Linked DNA regions of Homo sapiens: region 2 is linked to region 1. The links are chromatin contacts, found by Hi-C or POLR2A ChIA-PET in ENCODE. All regions are on one chromosome and are shown on one strand. The core of a region is the stretch at or near the end of the contact, and the rest is flanking DNA. Distances in the headings are between cores, read along the strand shown. Region 1 holds the start of C17orf99 (chromosome 17 open reading frame 99). Region 2 holds the start of TIMP2 (TIMP metallopeptidase inhibitor 2).

The links. Hi-C counts contacts between places; a loop is a spot of excess contacts on that map. ChIA-PET counts read pairs that join two places held with the same protein, here RNA polymerase II (POLR2A).
Region 2: a map of HepG2 shows a loop between it and region 1 (11-fold over the local background). The contact joins the promoter of TIMP2 here to the promoter of C17orf99 in region 1. A Hi-C loop is called at or near these places in 1 of 168 maps with a recorded cell type or tissue (HepG2). POLR2A ChIA-PET finds 5 or more read pairs at or near these places in 2 of 52 experiments (activated T-cell and naive thymus-derived CD8-positive, alpha-beta T cell).

What each region holds. Positions count from the first base shown.
Region 1 is chr17:78,144,136-78,149,097 of GRCh38, reverse strand. C17orf99 (chromosome 17 open reading frame 99) reads right to left here and starts at 2,713. Exons shown (of 5, transcript NM_001163075.2): 1 at 2,654-2,713; 2 at 2,187-2,219. The coding sequence starts at 2,690. RefSeq lists enhancers at 1-256, 1,471-1,690.
Region 2 is chr17:78,922,913-78,927,874 of GRCh38, reverse strand. TIMP2 (TIMP metallopeptidase inhibitor 2) reads left to right here and starts at 2,488. Exons shown (of 5, transcript NM_003255.5): 1 at 2,488-2,916. The coding sequence starts at 2,787. RefSeq lists an enhancer at 4,259-4,328.

The DNA of each region.
Region 1 (4,962 bases), core at 1,464-3,963:
GGCCTCCCAAAGTGCTGGGATTCCAGGCGTGAGCAGCTGCGCCCGGCTTGGCGCCATCTTTCATGGCTGTCCTCATCCCATCCCATCCCATGCCATCTGCCAGCAGCTGCTGCTGGCCTCCAGAATGTATGTCCACCCCATCTCCCTGCCTCTCCCGCATTGCCCAGTCTCTCCTCTGGATCCCGAGTAGCCTAATGGCTCTCTTGGATTTTGCCTTTGATCTCCATCCACACAGTGTCCAAATGACCTCGGCCAAGGGTAAATCAGATTGCGTTTTCCCCTCCAAACCTCCTATGGCTGCGCCCCACAGGGCCCTCCCCGGCCAACCCCACACCATGCCTCTGACCTCATTCAATACCCTTTGCCCCTTGCTTCCTGTGTTCTGGCCACACAGGGTCCCTGCCCAGGTACTTCCTGCTCGGTCGGCTCCTTCGGGTCCTTGCTGCACGGCCCCTTCCCAAACTCCACCCTCCCCTGCAAATGCTGCCCTCCTTCCCCTACCTACCTGGTGTTCCCTTTCCTTCTACCCTGCTTGCTTTTCTCTAGAACATTCTAACTAACATACCTTAGAATGTGCTTTTTTTGCTCTGCCACCCAGGCTGAAGTGCACTGTTAATGATTACGGTTCACTGCAGCCTCACTTCCCGGACAAGCAATCCTCCCACCTCAGCCTCCCGAGTAGCTGGGACAACAGGTGCACCGCCCACCATGCCCAGCTAATTTAAAAAAATATTTTCTTTATACAAAAAAATCAGCTGGGCATGGTGGTGCATATCTGTAATCTCAGCTACTCAGGAGGCTGGGTGGAAGAATCCCTTGACCCCAGGAGGCAGAGGTTGCAGTAAGCTGAGATCGAGCCATTTTCTTTTTTTTTTTTTAAGAGATGGGGGTCTCACTGTGTCGGTCAGGCTGGTCTTGAACTCCTGGGCTCAACTGATCCTTTGGCTACAGCCTCCCAAAGTGCGGGATAACAGGCATAAGCCACTGAATGTTCTTATTTTTATTATCATCTGTCCCCCCAACCCCCACTAGAATGTAAGATACAGGAGGGGTTTGTTTCAGTGCCTTGCCACATTCTCAGGGCCTGGAATTGTGCCTGCAACCAAACAGGTGCTCAAGTATTTGTTGAATGAATAAATGATTTATCAGTCAGTCTCTTAGGAGTTTAGTTAGCAGGACTTGGTTGGCAAGAATCAGAGAAGTCGGGAGCCAGCCAAGAGGGGGAGGCGGAACTGCCCTGCACAGGTACTTCCCGGAGCCCCAGCTGCCTGCTCTCTTTTTAGCAGCCACACCAACAATGTATCCGTTTTTAAAGCAAATGAGGAAATAATGGTTCAACCTGGGCCTCATTCAAGTGAGAATGGCGTCATCATTACCCTGTACCTGCCCTTTAGCAAAATAGAGGGGGAAGGCCCTGCTCTGTAACCTGATGGCCTAGCAACAAGGGGCAAGGGTTAGTTGGGACAATATAGGGAGGTGACTGTCCATCCTCACCTTAATGGACATGAGGGGAGGGGAGGGAAGGATGGGGCAAGAAAGTGCAGGCAGAAAGATGGAGCAGGCAAAGATGAGGAAGCAGGCCAGGCTAGGGGCTGTCAGGGACCTTCCCCAGCGTCCCCTCCTCCCTGGTCCTGTACCCAGCTGGGTCCCAGACACTCTCCACTCCCCACCTGCCTCTATAAGGAAGGCAGCCTCGTGTATGTCAGGCCCCTGGGGGAGCCTTAACTTCACCATCCTCTCACGGCCCTCCTCCTGGTCAGAGAATCCCAACCTCCCAGGCCCCACCAGAATTCCCCAGCCCTCCACGGGGCCTCGCCCACCGGGCAGAGCTGTGAGGGTCTCAGGGGGGGCTTCTGCTCCCGATCAGGGACCTGGGGCAGAGTGATGAGGATGCACCTGCCCAGGGAATCTTCCCTCCAAACAGCCCAGCCAAAGGCTGGAAGCTGAGCAACTTCCCTGCCTGTGTGCCCCGGAGGTCCCCACACTGGCCTGCTTGGCCTGCCCATCTCCATCACTCCTAGGGCCCTGCAGGGTGAAGAGAGTGTTCCAGAACTGTCCAGCCATCCTCCAGCACACACCTCCCCACTAGTAACTCCCTTCCCAGCCGAGGCGCCCTCCACCATGGGGGTTCTGACACCAGGGTCCCAGCTGGGGGACTTCTCCCTGCAGCAGGCTATGCCACTTACCTTCCTCCCGTGCCTTGGAGAAGCTGCTGGCAGCTGTAAGAGAGGTAAGGGCGATAAGGAGAGGGCCTGGTGTGGAGGGGAGACCAGAGACAGCCTCGAGACCCACCTGCTGAAGCCAGGAGGGAGGAGCAGGCTGATTCTTGGTAGTGAGGCCCCAGGACTCAGCTGGCACCATCACTCACAAAAGCTCTTTTGCGCCCCTCCCCCCACAACATCGCCTCTCATCCGCCCATTTCGCAGATGGGTAAGTAGTGAGCCCAGAATGGTGCAGAAATCCCTGGACCACATATACAGCAAGTTTAGGGGCTGGTCCGAGACTCAAGCCCAGATCTTTCCCTCTCTGTCCATGTTTCCAGAGGTGCCCTTCCTTCAGGCCTCATCTCTCCTGTGCTCCCAGTACCCCCACCTGAGCCCAAGACCTCAAGGCCCCAGCAGCAGCCCCACCATCACGTCCCTGGTGGACTCACCCAGCACGGCCAAGCAGAACAGCCCAGGGAGCCCCATGCCTCGGTGGGTGTAGGGCCTCTGCTCGGGCAGTGAGAACCTCCTAGTTCCTGGCCTCCCCCACCCTGAGGCCCCTGGGATGCTCCCTGGGTGGGTGCCTGCAGTGGGGAGATAACCTGGAGGCCGCAGCACCCCAGGGCCTCAGCTACCAGGGCGGGGCCCAGAGAGCCCCGGCAGGCCCGGTACAGCAAACTCCCCCTCAATCCCCAGAGAAGTGGAAGGAGTTTGGACCTTGAAGCCAGACCAGGGCTTAGACTCAGCAGTCACCTCTGAGCCGCAGGATCCCGGGCTCACGTGGTGGGCAGAAGGTGTCCATGCTCCGCGGGGCACAGTGGCTCACACCTGTAATCCCAGCACTTTGGGAGGCCTGGATGGGCGGATCACCTGAGGTCAGGAGTTCGAGACCAGCCTGGCCAACATGGCGAAACTCCATCTCTACTAAAAATCAGCCGGGCGTGGTGGCGTGCGCCTGTAATCCCAGCTACTCGGGAGACTGAGGCAGGAGAATTGCTTGAACCCAGGAGGCGGAGGTTGCAGTGAGCCAAGATCACGCTACTGCACTCCAGCCTGGGCAACAGAGTGAGATTCCATCTCAAAAAAAAAAAAAAAAAAAAAGATGTCCACGCTGTAACTTCTGGAGCCCGTGAGCACCATGCTACGCGGCAAGGGGAATGAAGGCTGTGAGTCTTCTCATTTTGAGAGGAGGAGCCCGTCCTACATGACCCAGGTGACCCTCATGTAATCACTGGGGCCTTTCCAAGCAGCTGGGGACCTGCTGGGCTGAGAAAAGGCAGCCCCACCCATGATGGTTCACAGCCGGGAGGCCAAGGCTGCACCCAGCCCCAGAATGAAACCCCAGACCGACGAGGCCCCTGGTCCTGGAGTGTGATGGGTCCTGGAGTCCTGGGTCCCGGAGCGTGGTGTGCCCAAGCACCGCCCTTCAGAAGTCCCTCAGGCCCCACTGAGGGTGGTGGGAGGTCACATGGATGGTCATTCCCCAGGGAACTGGCCCCAGTGCTGGCCTTGGCCAGCAGCAGACCCAGCTGCATCGCAGGCAGTGTGTGTGCAGAGTTCAGCCACAGAGCCTCCTGCACATGCAGGGAGGGTGGGGGTGAGCAGGGCCTCCCAGAGCCCCGAGGCCAGGGCTGGGGCCAGGCATTCCCCGGAACACAGAGAGATGTAAGGGCGCAAGGGATTGAGGCTGGGGCCCTGCCAGCTCCGCTGTGGGCCACTGCACCCGGCTTTGTGCCCAAGCTCAGCCTGGGGCTGCTGGACCAGCCTGTCACTTTCTGGCCCGGCTCAGTTTCCCACACTTTGTGTGGGGAATGCCTTTTCTGGCTGCCTCCTTCAGGAATATGTCCCCTGCCACCAGGTGACCATTGCCTCCTGTGGGAGCTGCTGCCACCTGTGGCTCCTGACCGGTCAATCACACTCTCTGCCCCTGGGCACCGTCCAGGAGTGAACACCTGACCAAGGGAGGCCACTCACAGCCCCGGCCCAGCTCTCCTCTCAGCCTTTCCCAGGCACTTGCTGCACCGGAGGCCTGGGTGTGTTGGGAAGCTGGTCTGAGGGAGTGGCCCTGCTGACCAGGGAGTGGCCAGAAGGATGGTGGGGAGGCAGGTGCAGGTGTCCTGGAGGTCACTGCAGACTGGCTCTGTTGACCCCTCGGTGGCCCCCTCTCCCAGCTGGCATGAGTCCGTTTCTGCACCTTGCTACCCATGGTCCCGGGGATGGAGGCTGCCTCCTGTGCACCCACCGGCCTCTCTGTTTTCGGTTTCTCCCAGCTGGGGAGCAAGAGCATTTTCTCTTAGTTTCTTAGTAAAACTCCCTTCCCTTCCCAAAGTCTGTTCTCACTTCTGCTGAAGGCGGGTGGGGAAGGGAACTGAAGACTGAAGGGAGCCAGAGGTCACTGGGGAGCTGGCTGGCTGCCCAGGCCCTGGGCTGCTGGCAGCCTCTTGCCTGGAGGCCAGGGAAACTCACTCTTTTTCTCCACGTGGTGGTGTTCAGGGGAACCTTGAGTTAAGGCAGCTCATGAGGAGCTCTTCCTCTTCCCAGTCTGTGGGGAAGCTGGGGTCAGAGAGCGAAGGCAGACTCATGGGCCATTTTCCCCAGGCCTTGGGGGACCCAAACATCTCTCCTGCACCCCTCCGCCCCCAGGAATCACTTGTGCACCGGTCTGGCTGACCAGTTCTCTGGGCTGCGCTGCCCCTCTGTCCAGACTGCAGAGTAAGCCAGGACACAGCAGCCACGCCTCCAAGGTCACCCCCAGGTC
Region 2 (4,962 bases), core at 1,239-3,738, 780 kb before region 1:
AGTGTGAGCCATCACGCCCAGCTAATTTTTTTTTTGTAGAGATGGGGTCTCAGTATGTTCCTCAGGCTGGTCTCAAACTCCTGGCCTCAAGTGATCCTCCCACCTTAGTTTCCCAAAGTGTTGGGATTACAAGCGTGAGCCACTGCACCTGGCAAGATTTCTGCTTCACTTTTCCTGGGAGCAATTCCAGCCTGTTTGTGTGCTGGTGGGGATGACTTCGGGGAGGGCAGTCCAGGATACAGGTGCGAGGCCTTGGGTTGGAAGTTCCAGTCTCACGCCCCCCAACCCTGGAGCCCAGGCCCCCCTTTCCTCCCAGGTACATCCCACATTGGCCCCACCCCCTTGGCTGTCAGCACCACAACTGCTCTAAGGTATTTATCACCCTAACATGTACCTGATCACTTATATGTAGAGCTTGTCTAAAAGACCGAGAGCCCCTATGCTACCTGTTTCTATCATGAACTGACAAATTGAAACACAAGTTCAACAGCATTTTGTTCCCCCTGTAACCAAAAAGAAGGAAAGAAAACGATGAAATGGCTGAAGGCAGCCAGCACATAACAATTTTCTGAATTAACTGTACTTTTAAACGTTAGCTTCAAACATCATTTTGTGAACGACCCAACTCTATTTCACGCTAACAAAAACCAAAAAAGTGACTTTGGATTTGTCAGGGTGCTAAAAATAACGGCATTGCTTATTTAACTTTTCTCAGAACTGTCTGTTACAAAACATACACAAACAGAAAGAAGCTGTTTTTCCATTCTTTCACTATTTTCCAAAGTTTCATACCTCAAGTCAGCACCGCACAATTTAGTGGGCAATTCTTTTTAAAAAAAAAAAAAAAAAAAACAAAAAAAAACAAGAGTCTTTCTCTGTCGCCCAGGCTGGAGTGCAGTGGCGCAATCTCGGCTCACTGCAACCTCCGCCTCTCGGGTTCAAGCGATTCTCCTGCCTCAGCCTCCTGAGTAGCTGGGACTACAGGCGCGCGCCACCACGCCCGGCTAATTTCTTGTGTTTTTAATAGAGACGGGGTTTCACCGTGTTAGCCGCCAGGCTGGTCTCGAACTCCTGACCTCGTGATTCGCCCACCTCAGCCTCCCAAAGTGCTGGGATTACAGGCATGAGCCACTGCACCCGGGCTTTTTTTTTTTTTTTTTTTCTTTTGAGATGGAGTCTCGCTCTGTCCCCCAGGCTGGAGTGCAGTGGCATGATCTCGGCTCACTGCAAGCTCCGCCTCCTGGGTTCATGCCATTCTCCTGCCTCAGCCTCCCGAGTAGCTGGGACTACAGGCGCCCACCACCAAGCCCGGCTAATTTTTTGTATTTTTAGTAGAGACGGGGTTTCACTGTCTCTACTAAATGCTAGCCAGGCTGGTCTCAAACTCCTGGCCTCAAGTGATCCTCCTGTCTCGGCCTCCCAAAGTGCTGGGATTACAGGCGCAAGCCACCGTGCCCGCCCTGATTCTTCCTGTGTCATTTTCCTGGGCTTCCCTCTCCCTAGCTGGACTGCAAACACTCTGGAATGCTGACCTGAGGGCTGGAGTGCTGACCTGAGTGCAGCAGTGTCCATGGAGCCCCACGGGGCACACACCAAATGTACAGGGTGGGTGCCCACAGCCGGGCACAGGCAGGTTCACAGCCAGGAAGCCCGCCTCACCACCCTACACATGTTCATCCCTTCATATGCCTGGGTCTTTCCTGGAACACAAAACTGTTTTGGGAAAAGTCCTTCGGCTCCCACATTTGTGGACTAAGAGAGGAAACTGTGAGCGGAACCCAGCCAATGCCTCTGCTGCGATCCTACTGGCTCCTGGGCGCCTGGGCCCACCCCCGTCTCTTGTTGGCTGGTCAAAAATATGGCCAGTTTATATAAAATCCTGTTTTGTTCACAGTAACCACACCCCCCACCCCCCAACTAAACTGGCCAGGCGCACTTAAAATTCTAAGGCCTCCATTTGAAAAAGGGATCCTGTCAGTTTCTCAATAGGCCACCCGCCCACAGAAACGGGGAGGTGGCGACAGGGAACGGCCCCTGCTCCAAAGGACACCCCTTGGCTCGCCCCGAGGCTGGGCTCGAAGGGACCCCGGGGTGGCGGGGGACGGAGCAGCGTAGCCCTCCAGAGTCGAGCTGAAGGGGAAAGGGTAGCGGGTGGGTCGCCTGGTGTCCTGGAAGAACGGGGCGCGAGTCCCCCGCGCTGAGTCAGGGACCCCGGGCGCAGAAGGCCACGCAGCGGGGACCGGGGTCGGGGGGCTGGGGGCGTCCGGGGACCCCCGCGCGGGTGCGGGTCGCGGGCGCCAGGTGGTGCGGGAAGCCCCCGACGTGCCAGGCCGGGCACAACAAAAGCGCGGGCTGGGGGGAGGCGCGGGCGGAGGGGGAGGAGGGGGCTGCTGGGAGCGCCCAGAGCCTGCATTGGCCGCCAGCCACCGGGAGGAGGAGCAGAAAATCCTCCGAGCGCAATAAAACTGCGGCCCGGCCCAAGCCCGCAGCAAACACATCCGTAGAAGGCAGCGCGGCCGCCGAGAACCGCAGCGCCGCTCGCCCGCCGCCCCCCACCCCGCCGCCCCGCCCGGCGAATTGCGCCCCGCGCCCCTCCCCTCGCGCCCCCGAGACAAAGAGGAGAGAAAGTTTGCGCGGCCGAGCGGGGCAGGTGAGGAGGGTGAGCCGCGCGGGAGGGGCCCGCCTCGGCCCCGGCTCAGCCCCCGCCCGCGCCCCCAGCCCGCCGCCGCGAGCAGCGCCCGGACCCCCCAGCGGCGGCCCCCGCCCGCCCAGCCCCCCGGCCCGCCATGGGCGCCGCGGCCCGCACCCTGCGGCTGGCGCTCGGCCTCCTGCTGCTGGCGACGCTGCTTCGCCCGGCCGACGCCTGCAGCTGCTCCCCGGTGCACCCGCAACAGGCGTTTTGCAATGCAGATGTAGGTAAGGAGCGGCGACCCCAGCCCCCGCGCGGGGCCCCACCTCCCCCGCGACCCCGAGGGTTCGCAGACGCCCCGCCCGCCCGCCGCTGGCCGAGGGACCCCAGCGCCCGCCTCCTGGTCCCTCGGCGCCTTCTCGAATCCTGCAAGTGGACGCCCAGAGCCGACTTTCTTTCCCCCCTCCCTCCTCTCCCTTTCTTTCCCTCTCTTTGCCGAGATGCGTCTCAACCTCAAAATTCCACCGAAATTCCGCCGCAGCTCCAGCCCCAGGAAAGGGAGCCAGTTTGGCTTTTGGCAGGCGGCGCGCCCTGGGATGCCAGCGCTGGGGGCGGGGAGCGTGGGGGACACGGCGTGGGGGCGGGGGGCTGGAGGACTGGGGACCCCAGGAAGAAACTTTCGCAGATAAGGTGGGAGTTGGGCTTCTCTGGGCTTGGGGCTGGGTGGGGAAGGGCTTCTCTGCTGGGGCTTCTCCCACCAGCCCCATTTGGGGGCTCCCCGATCAAGCCAGGGTGGGATGGAAGCCCGCCCTACCCGAGGCAGGTTCCACAGGCCCAGAGGGGCAGGTGAAAAAGCCGGTGGCGTCTCCTGGCGTGGCTCCTTGCTTGCGCCCTGCCCAGGAGGCCCTGCAAACTGGCTGGGCAGGGACCGGGACCCCCGAATGTTCCGCTTTTTCGGGACGTCCACAAAAGCTGGAGACTTTGGTGACCGGACCCGGCACGTGGGACTGTGCTGCTGCTCAGATTCCCCAGCAAATACCCATGACCTCCGGACTCCTAGCCCCCAAAAGACAGGCGCCATGGAGGGAGGCAGGAGGGGCCCAGTTATTTGTTCTGATCCATGGAGGGGGAGGACCAGCAGAAATGGGAGGAACCCGCTGGCTCGAAGTTTCCACCCTGGTCCTGCACCTCAAGCCTCTGCAGCCCTGGTGCTGGTCAGCATGGTTTTCCTGGGGCAAGTCTGGCTACACGGCAGGTGGTCTCGGAGCCCCCTGCCCTCCTTCCTTCTTATGTCTGAGTCTCAGTCGAGTGACCTGTCCAGGGCAGATGGAGCAAGGCGGGGGCCCCCTCACCTGCCCAGAGTGGAGGTGGGACTTTCTGTTTCTCCTGCTGTCAGCCACGCCCTTCCCATACCCCGCCCACGGCTTCTTGCCCCACCCCGGTTAGCCCTAGGAGCTGCGTGCCCAGCTGGGGAAGTTTTCAGTTGCACCAATCTATTGAGATCACAGGTCTCAGGTGGCTCAGGCCACCTGGGCGGAAGGCTTGGTGTGTGCCTGTGTCAGTTTCCACAAAACCCAGTTTGGGGGAAATGAGGTCTTTTCTCCAGTTTAGCCTTGGTGCTCAGCAAGATTTGTGGGTGAAGGAGAGGTTCCTTTGATGAGGGAGCCATAATGGGCCTTTCTCTGGGGGTCCACGAGGAGTGCAGGCCTGTCCAGGCTCCTTGGCTCACCAGCACGTGCTGGGGCAGGATGTAGCCAAGGCCCAGAAGGAGGCTGTGGATAAAAGGACCTGGGAGTTGGATTTGTAGGAGTTGGGCCTTGGGACCCCTCCCCCTCCCGCCCCCCCCCCCACCCCGCCCCACACACACACTCCTCAGCTGTGTGGGAGAATGTCCAGGCAGCCACTCTGTCCTTGCTTGGCATAAGTTAAGGCGGCCACTGAGCTGGGAGCTGTTTCTGCGTGGGGTGTGGATCCAGGATGGCAGAGGGTGGAGGGCTGCAGTGCGTGCCTCCCGCCTCCTTCATGCTCAGCGCAGCACTCTCCTCTTCTGGGTTGCCTGGCATTTGTGTCTAAATCTTTGCATCAAAATCATCCTGTAGCTAAAACTTTTCACCCCATCCCGGCTCAGAGGCCCAGTCAGATGCCAGAGTTGCACTGCAGAGCTCAGGGCATTCGCTTCCTGTGGCCGCTGTGACAAACTACCACAAATGGGAGGGCTTAAAAGAACAGGAATCGATTCTCTGTAGCTCAGGAGGCCAGAAGTCTGAAAAGGTGTCCACAGAGCCAGTTCCTTCTGGGGGCTGTGAGGGAGAATCTCTTCCAGGCCTCTCTCC